2 separate regions of the Mus musculus genome follow, and region 1 is linked to region 2. A link is a loop called in an ENCODE intact Hi-C map of the cell type or tissue named here. Cell type or tissue: gastrocnemius. All regions are shown on one strand. Links, peaks and the distances in the headings refer to the core of each region. The heading gives the core; the rest is flanking DNA.

The links. Peaks named below come from ENCODE experiments on the same cell type or tissue, not always from the same donor. Only the 100,000 strongest peaks of a DNase experiment are listed, where the experiment ranks them.
Region 1: it touches region 2 in a loop (5-fold over the local background); 2 of 42 quality-filtered maps call a loop at or near these places.

What each region holds. Positions count from the first base shown.
Region 1 is chr15:63,003,170-63,011,510 of GRCm38, reverse strand. No RefSeq gene overlaps it. Among named protein-coding and RNA genes, the nearest start is that of Gm30113, 53 kb to the right of the region's middle. In gastrocnemius, for the core only: a CTCF peak has its summit at 4,867; no DNase peak of the experiment used is centred there; H3K27ac peaks cover 1,415 bases.
Region 2 is chr15:63,648,449-63,656,789 of GRCm38, reverse strand. No RefSeq gene overlaps it. Among named protein-coding and RNA genes, the nearest start is that of 4930449C09Rik, 66 kb to the left of the region's middle. In gastrocnemius, for the core only: a CTCF peak has its summit at 4,053 (motif pointing right); a DNase peak (open chromatin) is centred at 4,059.

The DNA of each region.
Region 1 (8,341 bases), core at 329-8,328, 650 kb after region 2:
AGGTGACCAAGGAAAAGACATTGCCAGTGCAGTAGAGGATAGCAGAGCTGAGAAGCATCTCCTTTCCCCTTCCAATATGAGACAGGGATCAGATCAGCAGTTTCTCATACCATACTGTTGGGAACAAAATAAAGGGGGAGGGGGGACTGGGGGCCCTGGGGAAAAGTAGGTAGGAAAAATATGCCACATCCGGCCAGAGTTCCTGTACTCTGGGCAGGTGGACGTGGGGAGATTGTCAGGCTCCTTTCCACTGGGCCCCAGGTGAGTATGCCTGACCCATGTGATGGGGGGGGGTGGAGAAAAGGGCAGCCCACAACTGGGGAGCCCCCCCCCCCACAGCTACCTTGCTTAAACCCCAGGGTTACAGGAGAAAGGGAATAGGGGAAAAAAGTTTCCAACACTGACCAGAGTGCGCAGCAGGCCTTGAAGGAGCAGAGACTCTCTCTATGGCTTAAGAACTTTATTATAGAAATGCGGGGGGGAGGGGGAGGGGGAGGGGGAGAGAGAGAGAGAGAGAGAGAGAGAGAGAGAGAGAGAGAGAGAGAGAGAAGAAGAAGAAGAAGAAGGAGGAGGAGGAGGAGGAGGAGGAGAAGGAGAAGGAGAGGAAGAAAGAGAGGAAGACGGAGAAGAAGAAGGAGGGGAGGAGAGGGGAGGAGAGGGGAGAGGAGAGGAGAGGAGAGGAGAAGAAAAAGAGAAAGGAAAGAGGAGAGAGAAGTGAGAGGTGAAGGAGTGAAAGAGTAAGAGAGCATAGTAGGGGCTGAGCACCCCTTTATATGGTCTTCACTGTTACTAGGTAACTGGGGAGGAGTTTAGCCTGAAAGTCAGAAGCTTGGGCCATTGCTTATGTGACTACTGACCATGCTTCTCTTGTGGGGGCTGTGGGAGGTGGTACCTTAGGCAGGAACCAGAGTTCCAGGAGCATGAGGGAACGCCTACCGTGCCATGTAGGTGAATCATCACCATCGGGGTTCAGACCTCAGCTCAACTGAATACCAGCCTGCAATTCCCCACACCATACAAAAACAAACAAAACTGAAAAACAACAGCAACCAATGACGATCCTCCTGAATGTGTGTATTTGGACTAATTCTGGACCTTCTGCATTTTCTCTCACCTAAGTATACCTCTCCCACTCTGCCTCTCCCACTGAAAGCAGCCCAGCTCTGTCTTACACTCAGTTTCTCTTACTGCCTACTGGTGTCCACCATATACCTGGAGTCTTCATCATTTAACTCCCCGCCAGTCCACTGAAGTTGATATGTGATCAATGCGAGTTTGCTTCAGAAAGTCTCTTGGCTCCTACATAGGCTCAGTGTTCTTTTTGGATTCCCATAGCTGCCCTGTGGAAGCCTTGTAGAACATGTGAGGCATTACCTTGCTCTAATCTGTCTGGGTTATCATCTTGTCATCACACTATTATCAGAGTGAGCTCAAAGAATGCTGTATGTTTGAGTCAGCAGTTTCCTGACCTTAGCTTGTTTCTCTGAGCCGTATAGACCCTCGTGAAGTGTTCAATAGATGACAAACAGTACCTGGTATTTATGGAGTATTTACTATCATGACTGTCACTGCTTAATGACTTTAAAGTTCTCATCATTAATGTCTCCAAAAGCTTTAAAAGAAAGCACTAACATTTTCTCTATGCAACATGTAGAAAATTGAAGTTAGGGAATCTTTCAAACATTACCCAAAGCTGTATGATTATCTATTAGTGGATAAAGAGTAGAAAATGCATTTGTTGACTGTTCCAGATACAAAGCCCTAATGCATTGTTTTCTCTCCTCTATGAACTTCTCTCGAATATGGAACCAGAAGAACAGTACCTTAAAAGACAGCCCCTTTCACCAGTGCAGTAACATTGTGTGATTGATGCCCCAGCTGGGGGGCTAACAGATGCTTCTCAGGCATCCCCTGATGCAGATACGTGCTGGTGTCTCAGCTCCCTGTATCTACTTCAGGGAACGACTCTTCCATTCCAGTTCTGATGATTTCCGTGGAGAACACAGTGTTACTAAAGCAAGCCTTATGTAGCCTGCGCCCAGAAACTTCTGGCAGCTAATAACACACACTGTTGTGTTTGTGAGTGCTGTCCCCAAGAATAATCTCCTTGTCTCTTATGGTATCAGAGGAGAAGTTTAAGTAAGGTAAGAGAGGGTTATTAAAAAGGGAGAAAATAATAATCCTCTAAATACTGCCTATATTTCCTCAAAGAATTTTGGAAATCCTTTCCTATTCCCTCATAATATAATCTCTCTCTGTCCCAGCTCACTGGTCAGTGTTACATCAGGAGTTGATAGTAAAGGTGAGAATTTTAAAATGGTTTCTTTAATTTTTGGAGATTATAATTACATCATTTCCCCCTTTCCTTTCCTCCCTCCAACCCTTTCCATATACTTCCTTCTTGCTCTCTTTCGAACGCATGGCCTTCTTTTTCATTAATTTTTGTTAAACACATCTATGAGTATATATACATAAATACAACTTGTTTCATCTGTATAATTTTATTTCTATGAATATTTTTTTTCAGATGCCAGCACTAAGTAAAGTTAAAGCCATAGTCTTGGGAGAGAAAAAAAAAAAAAAACTTGCCAGAAAAATACTGATTTTTGTCATTAGCCTGTTTGGATGGGTGTGTCAACTTAGGTTTTCACTATCTCTCCCCAGCAGTACTCTGATCAATCTTATTGCTTAGTCCACTTTAGGTGGATGAACTAATTCTCTCTGCATGCCATTGTCTAATTTCTACCAAGTACTGGATGCCACTAGAACTGTATGTATACTAGACTTCCTTCATTCCCCACATCTGTATGACAACCAACTTCCTACTAAGAGCTTTAATCAAATAGGATAATCCTGCACTTAAAATCATAATTATAAACATGTGCTCAAGGCTAAATTCTCACCATTCAACTGTGAATTCTTCTTTAGATATTTACATTGCTCCCTCAAATTATATGCCAACTGTGTAGTATATAGGTAAGCCAACTTGAATTGAGACTCCAGAGTGTCACGTTTTTACCTATAATGTTATTTCTTAATGTTAAAGTGATTAGTATTTTAAAACTTTTCACCATGTTAAAAACTATTATCAGCTCTTATACATCAGTATTAAATAAGAACATTCAACTAGGTATGAATCCAAGGAAGAACTCTTTTTAAGAGTAGGAACAGAAAATATTTTGAGACAAATACAGAGATGAATGCTCGTAGCTAACCATTGGACTGAACACAGGGTCCCCGAGGGAGGAGTTAGAAAACGGACTGAAGGAGCTGTAGGGGTTTGCAACCCCATAGGAGAAACAACAATATCAATCAACCAGACCCCTCAGAGCTCCCAGGGACTAAACCACCAATGAAAGAGTACACATGGAGCTACTCATGGCTCTAGCCGAATATGTAGCAGAGGATGGCCTTGTCGGAAGTCAATGAGAGGAGAGGTTCTTGGTCCTGTGAAGGCTCCATGCTCCAGTGTAGGAGAACGCCAGGACAGGGAGGTGGAAGCACCCTCAGAGAAGCAGGGGGAAGGGGATGGGTTAGAGGGCTTCTGGAGGGGAAACCAGGAAAAGGGATAACATTTGAAATGTAAATAAATAAAATATCTAATTAAAAACTTTAAAAAAAAAAAGAATCCTGGTCATAGAGTGTGAGATTCAGAAGGAAATTATACTTTATTATTTAAGTCTTATCATCATGTTCATAAAAATGAAGATAAAGCATTTATTAATGAAAATTATTTAAAATACAAATAATTGTCATTTCTTTAGAACTAAACTTGTGTCAATTCTTCACTCTTTTTTTTTCATATTAATGTATTTACTCATGGTCCTAGGATGGCTGGGTAACTGAGCTCACACCGATGTTTCAGTCAACAATGAAAATCAGGTTTGAATATGTTGAAAGAGGGGAGCTAAAAGCTAACATTTCTTTTCCTGTAGTGTAAATCTTTCTATAAACCCAGTAAGAACAAGTCTGGTTGTGTTTCTTTAAACAAAAGTATCATGTGAACATCTATTTCTAAATAGTCAAGGGAAACAAGCATTAGGAATGAGGGTTGGGTCACCAACAAACAGGTTCTAGTACTGAGTTCACATGACCACGTGATAATGCCTTTCAGCATCACTTTGTGCTGCCTACCAAAGGAAAGTAATGAACAATACTTTATAAACTTCTGAATTGGAAAAGCAAACCTCCTACCGGTGCCCTTAGCAACCATCTTCCCATGCTTGTAGCTTCTACAGGAGGCTTTCCTAAGTCAGTTTTAATGTTCCTACTACCCTGAAATTTGAGCACCGGAATGTGCTTGTCACCTTGAAATTGAAGACAGAGTGGAATACGGAGTGCCAGATCTTCTCCTATGAGGGCTTTCCATGAATTTTCTGGATCCCGTTAAGATCTTCCGAGGTAAATACTCAGTGCGGCTTAACTGGGCTTGAGTTCAGGCTTGTGTCGGAATTCAGCACACCATTCCTGCCACTGCTGAGCATGGCACAGATTCCCCGGGTGGAAAGTCATGCTCTGGAAATAGGTTAGAGCTTTTTAACAGGTCATTTGCCGTTCATATCAGGTCACAAGTATATGGCTCACAGTTCCAGATTAATGTCACCTATATCAGTTCAGTGACCTGAGAAAGATACTCCCCACCCCCCGCGCCCCCTGTTCCCCCGCCCTCCCTCCCTCCCCCCGCTTGGTTTATCTGGCTTCTACTGCATGGCACACCCACATCTATGCAAGATGGAGCTGTTCCCGTTTGACAGTGGCAGAAGGTGCTTTTCTTGCAGGATTTCTAGGTCAAAGGCTAAAGGAGGACTTGGAGGGTTCAGTCTGAAGTATCTGCTGTTGTCCTACAACAAACTCTTACCATGAGGAGGCAGCATAACACAGACATAAGTGTAGGTTGGGTTGGCCTTGATTCTAGACCAGCACCCCTAAACATCCAAGCCTTAGCTCTGCTACCTAAGCTCTGTGAAGTCCCGTGATTGCCTTGAAAATTAAATAAGGCCAGACCTTTTAAGCTCTTGGCAAAGTAGGTGATTTGTGTTTGTTATCGCTGTACTGAGGCCCTTGCTTTTAGTAATGTTACTGTTTTAGAAAGTAAGTCTGGAGTTTCTTCTCACTTTAAAAAACAAAAAAACAAAAACAAAAGCAAAACGCCGGGTGTGGTGGCACACGCCTTTAATCCCAGCACTCGGGAGGCCGAGGCAGGCCGCGGATCTCTGAGTTCGAGGCCAGCCTGGTCTACAGAGTGAGTTCCAGGACAGCCAGCCAGGGCTACACAGAGAAACCCTGTCTCGAAAAACAAAACAAAACAAAACAAACAAACAAACCCCCCCCCCAAAAAAAAAACAAAAAACAAAAAAAAAAAAAAACAAAACCAAAAAACCAAACCCCAAAACAACAACAACAGCAACAACAACAACAACAACAAAAAACCCGAAACAACAACAACAAAAACAAAAAAACTTTCAAAAGACCCAATATGTCCCTAAGGCAAACTTGAGGCCCATGTATATGTACTATAGAGTTAACATATCTAAATTACTGGAATCATTAGGAATGGTGGTCTGAATTAGGACAACTTTACAATAAGCTACTATATCTGCGAATATTCATTCATATTGGAAAACATCAATAACCTATCATCTCTGTTCTCACATGGCCCAGGAGTGGAGGAAGCACCCAGAAGACATGGCCTCAAAACCAACACCACTTCATGTCCTATGTATTTCTTGGCTAACACCATCCTTCAGACTGAGATTAATAGAATAGGAACTAGCAAGGGTTTGGGTACCACAGCACTTTATGCTAGTTGACAGTCTCATTCTACCTATACTAGCCCTGACAACTCACAGTTCCTGATATAGGTACTGTTATTCTCTCCATCATATACTTAAAGAGGTGTAGGCTAAGCTTGCTATGAAGGGACTTCCAATGGACAAAAGGCCTCTGTCAGCAATACTGAGCTCTGGATTCATGTGGGGATACTATACACTGATTTTCTTTCCTCACTTTATTGCTTTCTGAATAGAGGAGAAAAGGTGGCCAGGACACTGAGGTATAAAGTAGAAATGTATAGTTGTAAGTTGATATAGTTCATGTGAGGGTAGATGACAAGGCATCAGTATAGACCACAAAAGTATACACATTCAAACCCTTTACATGACAATTAGAATAAATGAAGCTTCTGTCACAGAGGACCCCTGTCCTCTTCCTTCTGTTTCAGCACCCAAAACCACCTAGAATTCCAGTTCCAGGGAATCTGATGCCGCCTTCTGGTCTCCACTGGCACCAAGCTCACATGTGTCCACAGACATATATGCAGGCATACACATAAACCAAAACAAATAAGCCTGTCTTCCTAATGCAAATGAATTTTCTCAGAAGCTGCCATGATATGAATAAATGCTAAAATGATATGTTAAAACATAATTGCTGCTGTTACAGTGTTTGTAGATGGAACTTTAGAGCTGCCATTTAAGGATACAGCATTAGCCTTCCCTAGAATACTCAACAGTGTGGCTGCAGCCTGGAAGGGAAAGCAGCCCTCTGTAGACAAGGAACCTTCCTGTGCCTTCATGATGCTCCACATCACTGTCTTTGTTTTAATCTGATGTTTTTGCAAAGACATGGCTGGAGTCTTTTCTCATTCTCTTTTGCATATATCTTTAACTTCCTTCTTGGTGCAAGTGTGAAGATTGTATTTAAAAACCTGAAATTTCTAACATTTTAACTTAAACATGTATTGGCCTAATTTCCATGATAATCACCACACTATATAATTACTTTGTTCCCATGCCTTTCACTTATTTGTTTGTTCGTTTTTATGAGACAGGGCCTTTTACTTGTTAATATTATAAAACTACATCCTCCTTCAGTGGGAATTTTATTTCTTCATCCTGATGTGAGCTTGTGAGTTACTACCCACTTTCTGGTAGTTGAACCTACAGGATGCCTTTGCCTATTATACTCTGGACATGTCTAGTAGCAGTGAAATACCTCAGCTTTTACCCCTTGGAGTATCTTCAAAGTCTTTCTCATTTTTGAAGGACAGTTTTGCTAAATATAGTGTTCTTGGTGTGGATAGTTTCTTTTTTAGCACTTTTCATGTATCAGACCATTGCCTTCTAGTCTCCCATGTTTCTGATGAGAACTCGGCTGATGACCTTGTTAAAGAGCCCTTGTTTATGATGAATCCCTGCCCTCACTGGGTTCTAAGAGCTCAATTTGGCTCTTGACAGCTAAGTTGCATATCTCAGTGTGTGTCTCTCCATTCATTCTTTTTGGAATTTGCTGAACTTGGAGCTTTATATTTAAGTGATTTTTTTCCCCCTTACCAAACTTTGGATGTCCGCAAGCATTAGTTTGCCAAATGTCTTCTCTGCGTCTTTTCTCGTAGTTTTCTTAGTCTTCCTTAGTGTACGTGGCTTTGCTTGATGGATGGTATTCATCCTTTCTGTATCCTCTTTTCCCTTATTCAGACTTTAATATCTCTAGAGACAATATAGTGTCTTCAGATGAGCTTACAGGATGCTTTCTGGTTGCTGAGATTTGTTCCAATTTGCTTTCATTGTAGCAAACTCTTCTTTGTGCTAAAGACCTTGAACTCCAGGTGCTTCCAGTGTTTTTCTGAGTTTATGCTTATTCCTGTGCATGGATGGTAGGTTTCCATTTCTGATATATTCCGTTAATTATTAATTTCCTCCTTGTTAATATCTGCCTCTTAGATGCAGAGAAAAATGAATGAGACAATAAGCCATGAGTCCTTCAAAGTTTCTGGAAATCCCTTCAGCTATAGAAAGTAGGACTAGCAAGAAGGAGGTGAGGGATGAAAACACTGGCCATGTTTCATAGTCTGTATTCACAATCAGAAGGAGCATTGTCAGTCAAAGCACAGATACTCAGTACTTGAAGGACAATACTCCTTTGGTCAGGCTTTCTCCTGCAAGCTATATTCATGCTGCTCCAAGAATATGTGCATATCTGCTTACCATGAAGCAGTGGGTAAGGAACTTGAAATTAACTGCTGCTTAATAAACTCCCTTCCTTCCCTTTAAAACTTTAGTAGACTACAAAGTTCCAGTGCAAGTGTTGCCTAGGTTGGAGGTAGATACCTAGTGCTTCCTATATTGCCCCTCAGTTATGCATTCACTAGTTGACTCTCCAAATGATAAATAGTGTGTTACTTTTGGCACTACTAGGAGCAAATCACTGATGAGAATCAACTAAGGAAGAAATGACTTATCTTGGTTGACTATTTGAAAGTACAAATAGGTGAGGTGTACTCACAGTGGCAGAAGATAGCATAATGTCCATAGACTAGGAAGCAGAGAGAGGGACAAGGAGA
Region 2 (8,341 bases), core at 26-8,025:
TTGTACTCCGTGGAAACAGGACTGGACTGGGGTCAGATGGTGCTGACATTTGCTCTCTATTCTGTCACTGTTTCTCTTAGGAGAGTTCATATTCATTTCTAAGTCTTAATATGGAACAACACTTCTTTCCCTGAAGTGACATGTAGGCACTCAACCATCACTTCGTTTGGGTTAGTTAGAAGTTCATATCAACAGTTTTGGTTAGCACAGGCCATTCATTTATAGTCACTGGCAGAGCTGGAAGGCTTGGTGAGACAGGGCCCTTGCTTTGATCTATATCTTCCCTGGGACTGTACAACCGCTTGATAGACAGCTGATAATGAGTGTGTTCTCTGGAACCCTGAAGTTAGGCTCAGAGGAGAGTCTGACAGGCTATGCACAAGGAGACTCAGGGGCTCCAAAGAAAGATGCTTTAGCTGGGTCTTGAAAAAGAAATATAATTAAATGGCCTTATATTTTCTGTGGAACTTAATCTCGCTTCCTTTTACATAGTCTACAATTAACTTCACTTTTTAAAACTATGCCACTGTTTGCCAACTCCAGCTTGGTAAACTTTGTGATTAGCATTCTGCCATTGCACTCAGGGCACTCATTTAAGCTCCTCCGTGCTATTATTCCTATTTTACAGAGGCGCCTGAGTCGCAGAGTTTCTCTTCCCAGTCAAGGAACCTAGAAAGGGGTGACATAGGAATGAGGCAGGGAACACCTGACTATCCTTGAGCTTATACAACACACTCTGCAGTCTAGAACGAAAGCTGTTGCTGGGCAGATCATAAAGGCTTTTAAAGCATAGGCTGCAAACAGGATGCTGTCTGGGAGGCCTGAGCCATGCAGACCCCCTTTCTCCAGCATGGGGAGGTGGAGGCAGGCATCGATGGCCTTTCTGGGCTTAATGAAGGGTTATCTGATCACCTTGGTTATTTGACCGTAAAGCTTTCTGATGTTTCACTTTAAGCCAGTGCTTTGGAAATGCAGAGAATAGATCCAATTCCAAGCCTGATGGTTCCCGTGCATCTAACGCTGATGGTAAAAAGGCTGGAATTGCATCGCAAGGGCATTCCCACATGCGGTTCAAAATAAGGGTTGTCAGCTGACATTCGAAGGGGCTACCGCCCAGAAAACTCCCAGAGTTTCCGGATACAGGTGTTTGGCACATCTGGGTGGCTGCAAATGTAATGACCATGGGTTTTGTCTGTGTTTTATCCTCATGTTCCCTCTGCTTTGCACAGTGCATGTATTGTAGTTCCAAAACCCCACACACAACATCAGTGTCTGAAGCATCCACATACAACTCAGAGAAATAGATTTTTGACCTTAGGAACACAAGATAATCATACTCTAAGAGTTATGCACTATTTACTAGCTTTCCCATTCATTAGCCCCTGGATTGGTTCATTCAACAAACTTCAGACCTATTATATGCTAAACTCTGTGCTAAGTGCTAGAGTAGAGGGTGGGAGACAGGGAATGGGCAGAGTTCTACAATTAAGTTTTTAAAGGTATGTATTTATTAAGTGTGTGTCTGTTCATGTGTATGTACGCATGTGCATGTGTGTACCTGTATGTGTCTCTGTGTGTACATGTGCATGTGAGCATAGGAAGAGAAGAGTTATTGTATCCCCTGGAGATGATGTTACAAGAAGCAGTTGTGAGCCACATGACCTGGGTACTTAGAACTGAACTCAGACCACCCTTACTGCTTCATCTCTCCAATGTCTTCAGTAAATAGTATTAAGGCCAGCATGTTAGTATGAGCAAGGGATGTGAAAGACCCATGACAGTGCCTGGCTTTGTAGCTGGGCTCTGACTTACCAGCTTTTTGACCTTGGAAGTTCATTTAACCTATTGAGCATCAGTTTCCTCTGCTGTGAACTATGGGGTAATGACAGCTGTCTTACCAGGATTGTATGACAAACCGGAACTAGTTGCATCTAACATTGTGCACACTTTACTGATGACAGTTTTGGGTCTGAGACATTTGCTATCTTGCTCAAGATCACAACATAAGTGAACAGTAGACTTGAGGTTGAATCTTGATGTTCAAATTGCAAGAATGGTGCCTTTTCTATTTCTTTCAAATTCACTTTTAAAACTGAACTGATCAATGCATGTCTTCTCCTAAGATACGCATCAGTACGTTCCCTTGTTCTAGTACCAGTATCTGATAGCTTTAGACTCCCTGGAGTCTATGTATTCTGAACTTTCATGATGTCTAAACCCATCACAACAGAGTGACATTTTCTTTCACGTAGTACCCAGCTATCACAGAGCAGAGTCCATGCAAACCGCCTGCCAACAATTTGATATTGAACAGTCTGGATTTGAGAAAAGTGTGGGACTGTGGCATGCCAGCTCTTGAATGTCTCCCTTTGGTCTTCCTGACTTTTCCTTTTCTCCCAGCAATTCACCCTTTGAAACTCTATGTTCTTGATGTTGAAGGGATGGCAAGTTTAGCTATCATCTGACCTGGAAAGATGACCCTTAGGCAGAAAGATGACCTCAGGAAGATTAGGGAAATAGCTGTCTCCCACTGTGGACTCAGACTATTAGACATGAAAACCCATTGTTTCCCACCAATCCCAGACCCCCCTTGAGAAGAGCCACGTGTGTGTAATCATAGGTTCTCATATTAATTCCCCTGGGACCACAACATTCCCAGTTGGTGTACACGTAGTGCCACTACATCCTTGGACTGACAGGTACTTTGGTTCCATTTTCTGGTCTAATTCTCTGGCTGATATTTGGGTCCATCTTTCTACGATCCTCTCAACTGTTCTAACGACACAAAGTTCCATTTTGGGAGTTGTACCAGGCCACCTTGGGAAAACAAAATCTGTCTCCATTTCTCAATTGCCATTTGAGGGTCCAGCGGAAAGAACACAAATTTGAACAAACAGTATTTCATTGTATATTCAACAGAGAAACACACTCTTGTATGTCAACATTACGAGGAAGGCTGAGGATAGCTTTATAGTTTCTCTGAGGAAACGATCGTTCAGTTGGTACAAACGCTTATAGGACTTTTTATCTTACTCTTCATAGCCACTGGTCCCTGAAGAGAAGCTCTTTTATCACACTGGATTTCTCTGTTTCCCACTTGAGAACCTTAACCCCTTGGAGTAGGATCTATGCGCTTTGTAATCCAGAAGTTTTTATTCGGATACCATACTCATTTCTATCCTGGCACATGTTAGCAAGAGAAGAGTAAAAATTGTTAATTCATGGGAGAAAATAACAGCATTAATGAATGTATAGATTTACAAAGACACACATATACCATACTCATTTCTATCCTGGTACATGTTAGCAAGAGAAGAGTAAAAATTGTTAATTCATGGAGAAAATAACAACATTAATGAATGTATAGATTTACAAAGACACACATATACCATACTCATTTCTATCCTGGTACATGTTAGCAAGAGAAGAGTAAAAATTGTTAATTCATGGAGAAAATAACAGCATTAATGAATGTATAGATTTACAAAGACACACATATACCATACTCATTTCTATCCTGGTACATGTTAGCAAGAGAAGAGTAAAAATTGTTAATTCATGGGAGAAAATAACAGCATTAACGAATGTATAGATTTACAAAGGCACACATCATTGGATTGCTTTTGAACCCCATTCTCACTCCCCAGTCCTGTGCACCTAGGAGATACAGCATATAGCTTAGGTTGTTATGTATGCAAGGGGATTTAGAAGAGATCCTTTGGAGGAATGTCATATTTTAAAGATGGAGCTACTTTAAAAAAAAAAAGAGTCTCTCTGACCTTGAGTAAGCAACTTTATACACCATCTTACATGGCTGGTTTTAAATTGTCTGTTAGAGGCCACAATGGTAGCTGTTCTGCCAGGCCCTGAGACTGTTCAAGGGATGAAGCGAGATAATGCAGGTGAAGTCTTAAGTACTGGCTTAAGGGCAGCTGTGTGCGTAGTGTTTGAAAAATGTGCGCACTGGGAGCAGGAGGCTTGATTTCAAGCCTCCAGGCTGCACATCTTGAAGCTGAACTATGTTCAGGGTGAATCAAACAATTCCAAATACTGGCAGCAGGGGGCGCTCTTGCACTTTCCTTAGATTGTCCTAATCGGCTAAGAGGAGGAAACAACTTTTTGTCTCCATTTTCTAATTTAGTTCTTGGGTCCATTTGGGTGTGGAGGACAACATTGTGTCCGTTCACTGGGATGGTCCAGCCCATGAATTTCCAAAATGGCAGCAGTCTGATCTAGATTGATTTTGTTTTTATCTGTGCTTTGTGTAGGTGCCACAGACAATCTGGGTCCCTGGTCTGGCATGTAGGACAGATAGGTGCTGACCCTGTGACCTAAATTTCACAAGAAGAGTCCAGGTCAACAAAGAGTTTGATAGTTCGAGGGGCCAAACTGTCTTCTGGCTTGTTCATGATCGACCTGTGGTAGCATGGTGTGTAGCAGTAGCGGGGATATTCTGCTGTACTGTCAGGAATGAAGATGAGATGTGGAATGTGGGTCCTAGGGGGTACATCTTAAAAGCCCTAGCTAGTGTGGATGGGTCGTTATGGGACGGCATCAATGAGTAAATGAGTCCATGTTGCATCATTGCCATCTTATCATGGACACTGGAAGCCTTGAAGATAAATGAGAAAGGTGTGAGACACATATGGCATATATGGGTTTACAGAAACTCAGCTCAGGCCTCACACTCTGGTATGCTTTGTGCTGGTCTTTGATGTGTGTGTGTGTGTCAGAGTGGGGGTTAGGGGTTTCTACACCATACCCCTTTTGTTGATACTGACAATATAAAACCAAGAGGACAGTATAAGTAATTTTCCCAATGCAACTGACCAAGTTTTTTAAAAATGTGTATCATATACATATGTGTCTATATATGGCATATATGTATATATCATATATAAAATATATTTTAGACATAGTGCCAAAAGTGTGTGTGTATATACATACATATATATATATATATATATATATATATATACACATGTATATATATGTATATACACACACACACACACACACACACACATATATATATATATATATATATATATATATTCATTCAATTCTTGGATTGCAACCAATTAAGCCATTAAAGCGAGGTAAGTTGTTCCTTTAATCTGTGAATTTCATGTGAGTTTTACTAATGTCCCAATCACAAATCATGCCAAAATGAGGAGCTGAGTCCCACATTAAACTTGAGTTTCGTTAGCCTCCTTAAGCTCAGAAAAGCTTCCTGTCTTTTGCGACAATACTACCTTGGAAGGACACAGATTGAGGTATGTTGTAGACTCTTCCTCAAGCCAGTTTTCCCCACGATGCCTTGTGATCAGATTCAACTCCCGCATTTCTAGCCCCAGCATCGTGGAAGGGCTACTGTGTCTTTTCAAGCACTATGGTGGATACACATAATGCCAGCTTCCCTCATTACTGGTGATGTGAGCTATTTGCCTAAGGTCCTTTCTGCCAGGCTTCTCTGCTGCCAAGGCTCTGAATTTCCCTTTGTAGCTAATGCGTAGCCCTATTGGCAGACTCTTCCCGTGGCTGACTTCTGCCTCCCGTCACACAGCAGTACCTTGTTTGTTCTCACCTTGATGTTTCTTATATGCATTGATGATGGTGAACAGCCCAGCAAGTGCGCCTGTTTCTTCCCTTCCTCCCACTTTTGTTCTCAGTTGTACATGGCAAGGAAAACCAATTCCTTCTTTCATATTTCTCCCAGAAAAAAAATCCTCTTTATAAGAGTTCACATCCTTGAGCACACATGATAGGAGCTGGTAGCCAGGCCTTAAAATTATGCTCTTTAGCCTTATGGACTAGTAGCATTTTTCACATTTGTGCAGTGTACCAGACAACACGTAAGTACTATGTCCTTTTGTTGCAAACAAGGAAACCGAGGCTCAGAAAACGCACCTCCTCACCACACATGCTTCCCTCAACATGATCAGGATTTGATTTTGTGAGCTCCCTCTGGGCATGGCAGGTAGGTAAGTTGCATTTAGATCTTCTAAACACTTAGCCTCACAGATGCCAAGCTCTGTCCTTCTCTGTGAATGAATGCACGGATGAACAAACGAAGACAAAAGCAGTGTGATCTAATAAATTGCCCCCTTCCTTCCTTCTGGGTCCAGGGAGCTCTATTCACCTCCGATCATTGCAAAGTCTAGTATTGGAGCTGCCCCTGGGAAAGGTACTTATTATGTACTGAGATCGGGAACCCTGCTGAGGAGGGTGGGGATGTGCAAATGACTGAACATCCTGGGTGTTCATGCATCCTATAAGGACAAGTGGATCCGGGATAGAGGATGCTACTCCCTTGTCCCAAAGACAGTCCTTTCTAATAGATGTTAGATCCATCTATTGCTCTCACTCTAGTTTGATATCTGAGTGCCACTACTTGGGCTGGGCAGGAGGTTTCCTGCAGATTCTCATGGAATCCATACGAAATGCTGGACTTCCCCTCAAACTCTGGCAGGGCTCAGGGTCTGACCTCTGTTCAAGTTCCTGGTTGCAGCTCGGTACGAGATATGGAGTGAACAATGATCAGACAGTGAGCTGTAGCCAAGCACCTGACCCCAGGATGCTATGGAGGATTTGCTATCCGTCAGCCTGTGCTAACAGGAGGGGCTTCCCTGGGCTAACGCCATCTGCATGAGGCTTGTAATTCTGGGCTTATACTTCTCTGCAAGTGGCTGCGATGTGATTGAGTGTTAGCTACTTGGACTTGAACTTGTACATGTGGGACACAGGTTGATTTCAGGACTGGCCTATCTCTAAATAGCTTTCTTTCTCCAGAATTAAATGGGCAATGATTTTTTTGGGGGGAGGGGGTCAAGTCAATGTATTTTTCCAACCTCGTGGTCTTGCTTTCATTTGTTTGCAATTTGGGGTGAGAGACACAGCTGTCTTGGTGGCTTCCCTGTTTGTGTGTTCCCCTTACCCTCCCTGACACTTTCAGACTTCTAGAACACGATTCCCTCCTCTTTTAGAAGCTGATGGGTCTTGCTCCAAAGGAACGGACAACCTTGGAAGAATTCCCCTCAAATAGGGCTCCGTGTCTGTGTTTTTAAAAGAGCAATTTCACCCTGTAAGGCAGTGTGGGTGGCCTGGGCAGCGAGCTGGAGTGAAGGAGCCATAACCACCAGCTTAGAGGGGCTGTATTTGGAGGGCATAGAGTGCACCTTCTAGTGGTCTTTGGAATCTGTCTCTTTGGTCACAAGAAAAATAGAGAGAGGAAAGGAAAGGGGAGCAGTTTAACATAAAACCATTCATTTCCAAGGGCAAACCCTTCAAACTCGCCTACTGACGTCTTTCTGAGTCTGTGGAATGATTCCTTGCCGTTTTCTCTTCTCCCCTACACACCCTTCCAGGCCATCGGGGGCGGGGTTAACCTGTAGGTCGTCTGGCTGTCCTCAGAAGTGTCAGGGGTCTCCAGTGTGGATGGCTGTGAATCGCACGTGGAAGTTCTATGCTCCCTCTCCAGAGTGGGCTCTAGCATGAACAAGCATCATCCACTCTGCTTAGAGAATAGCAAGGGCGGCTGTTTTACATAACCAAATGGGCCAGGCCGAGTCTTTACAGGGTCCCACGGAACAACCGCCCCAAGTGCACACTCTCCTTGCGTTTTCTGGTGCTCACAGTGTTTTTTTTTTTTTTTTTTTTGTTTTTTTTACCTGGTACACAGAGGTCGCTTCTGCATCCAGCCTGTACTGCCCCTTCATGAGCCATCCTCACCCAGTCTGCCCAGGCTCCGTGGACTGTCCAAAATGGCAGCCTAGCTCTTTTCCCATCCCCCTTCAATGCCTCTCACCCTGCCACTTTCTGCCTTTTAAAAGGCTTCTCTTAGCACCTTCTAATACGGCACCGACTTATTTATTTCCATTTACTCTCTCACTGTACTAAAATATAAATCCATTGGCACAGAGTCCTTCATTTTGTTTATTGAGGTTTTCCAAACACCTAGTAGGAAAGACAGTCTATAAACACTTGGTGAGTGAATGGATAGGTCCCATTTCCGGCCCTAAGAGCTACGAGTGGGGTGGGGGCAGGAGCCCGGCGACTGAAGAGAGCTTTCTGTGTCTCTGAGCAAGCCAGAGCCCATTCACCTTTTCATGGGAAGCTGCTCCCATTACCCCCCCCCCCACCCCCCCACCCCACCCCCAGGAAGAAGGTTATGCAAGGAGGCTTTTCCTAATCAGTTGTACCCTAGACTGGTGAAGAAACCTGACTGGTCAGAATAATGTCTCCTACCTAAATTTCCCCAGCTTCCTGTTCTAGGAATGACTGGCCACAGCAGTCACAGAGAAACCAACGGAAAAACAAGTTTCCTCCAATCTTCCTCTGC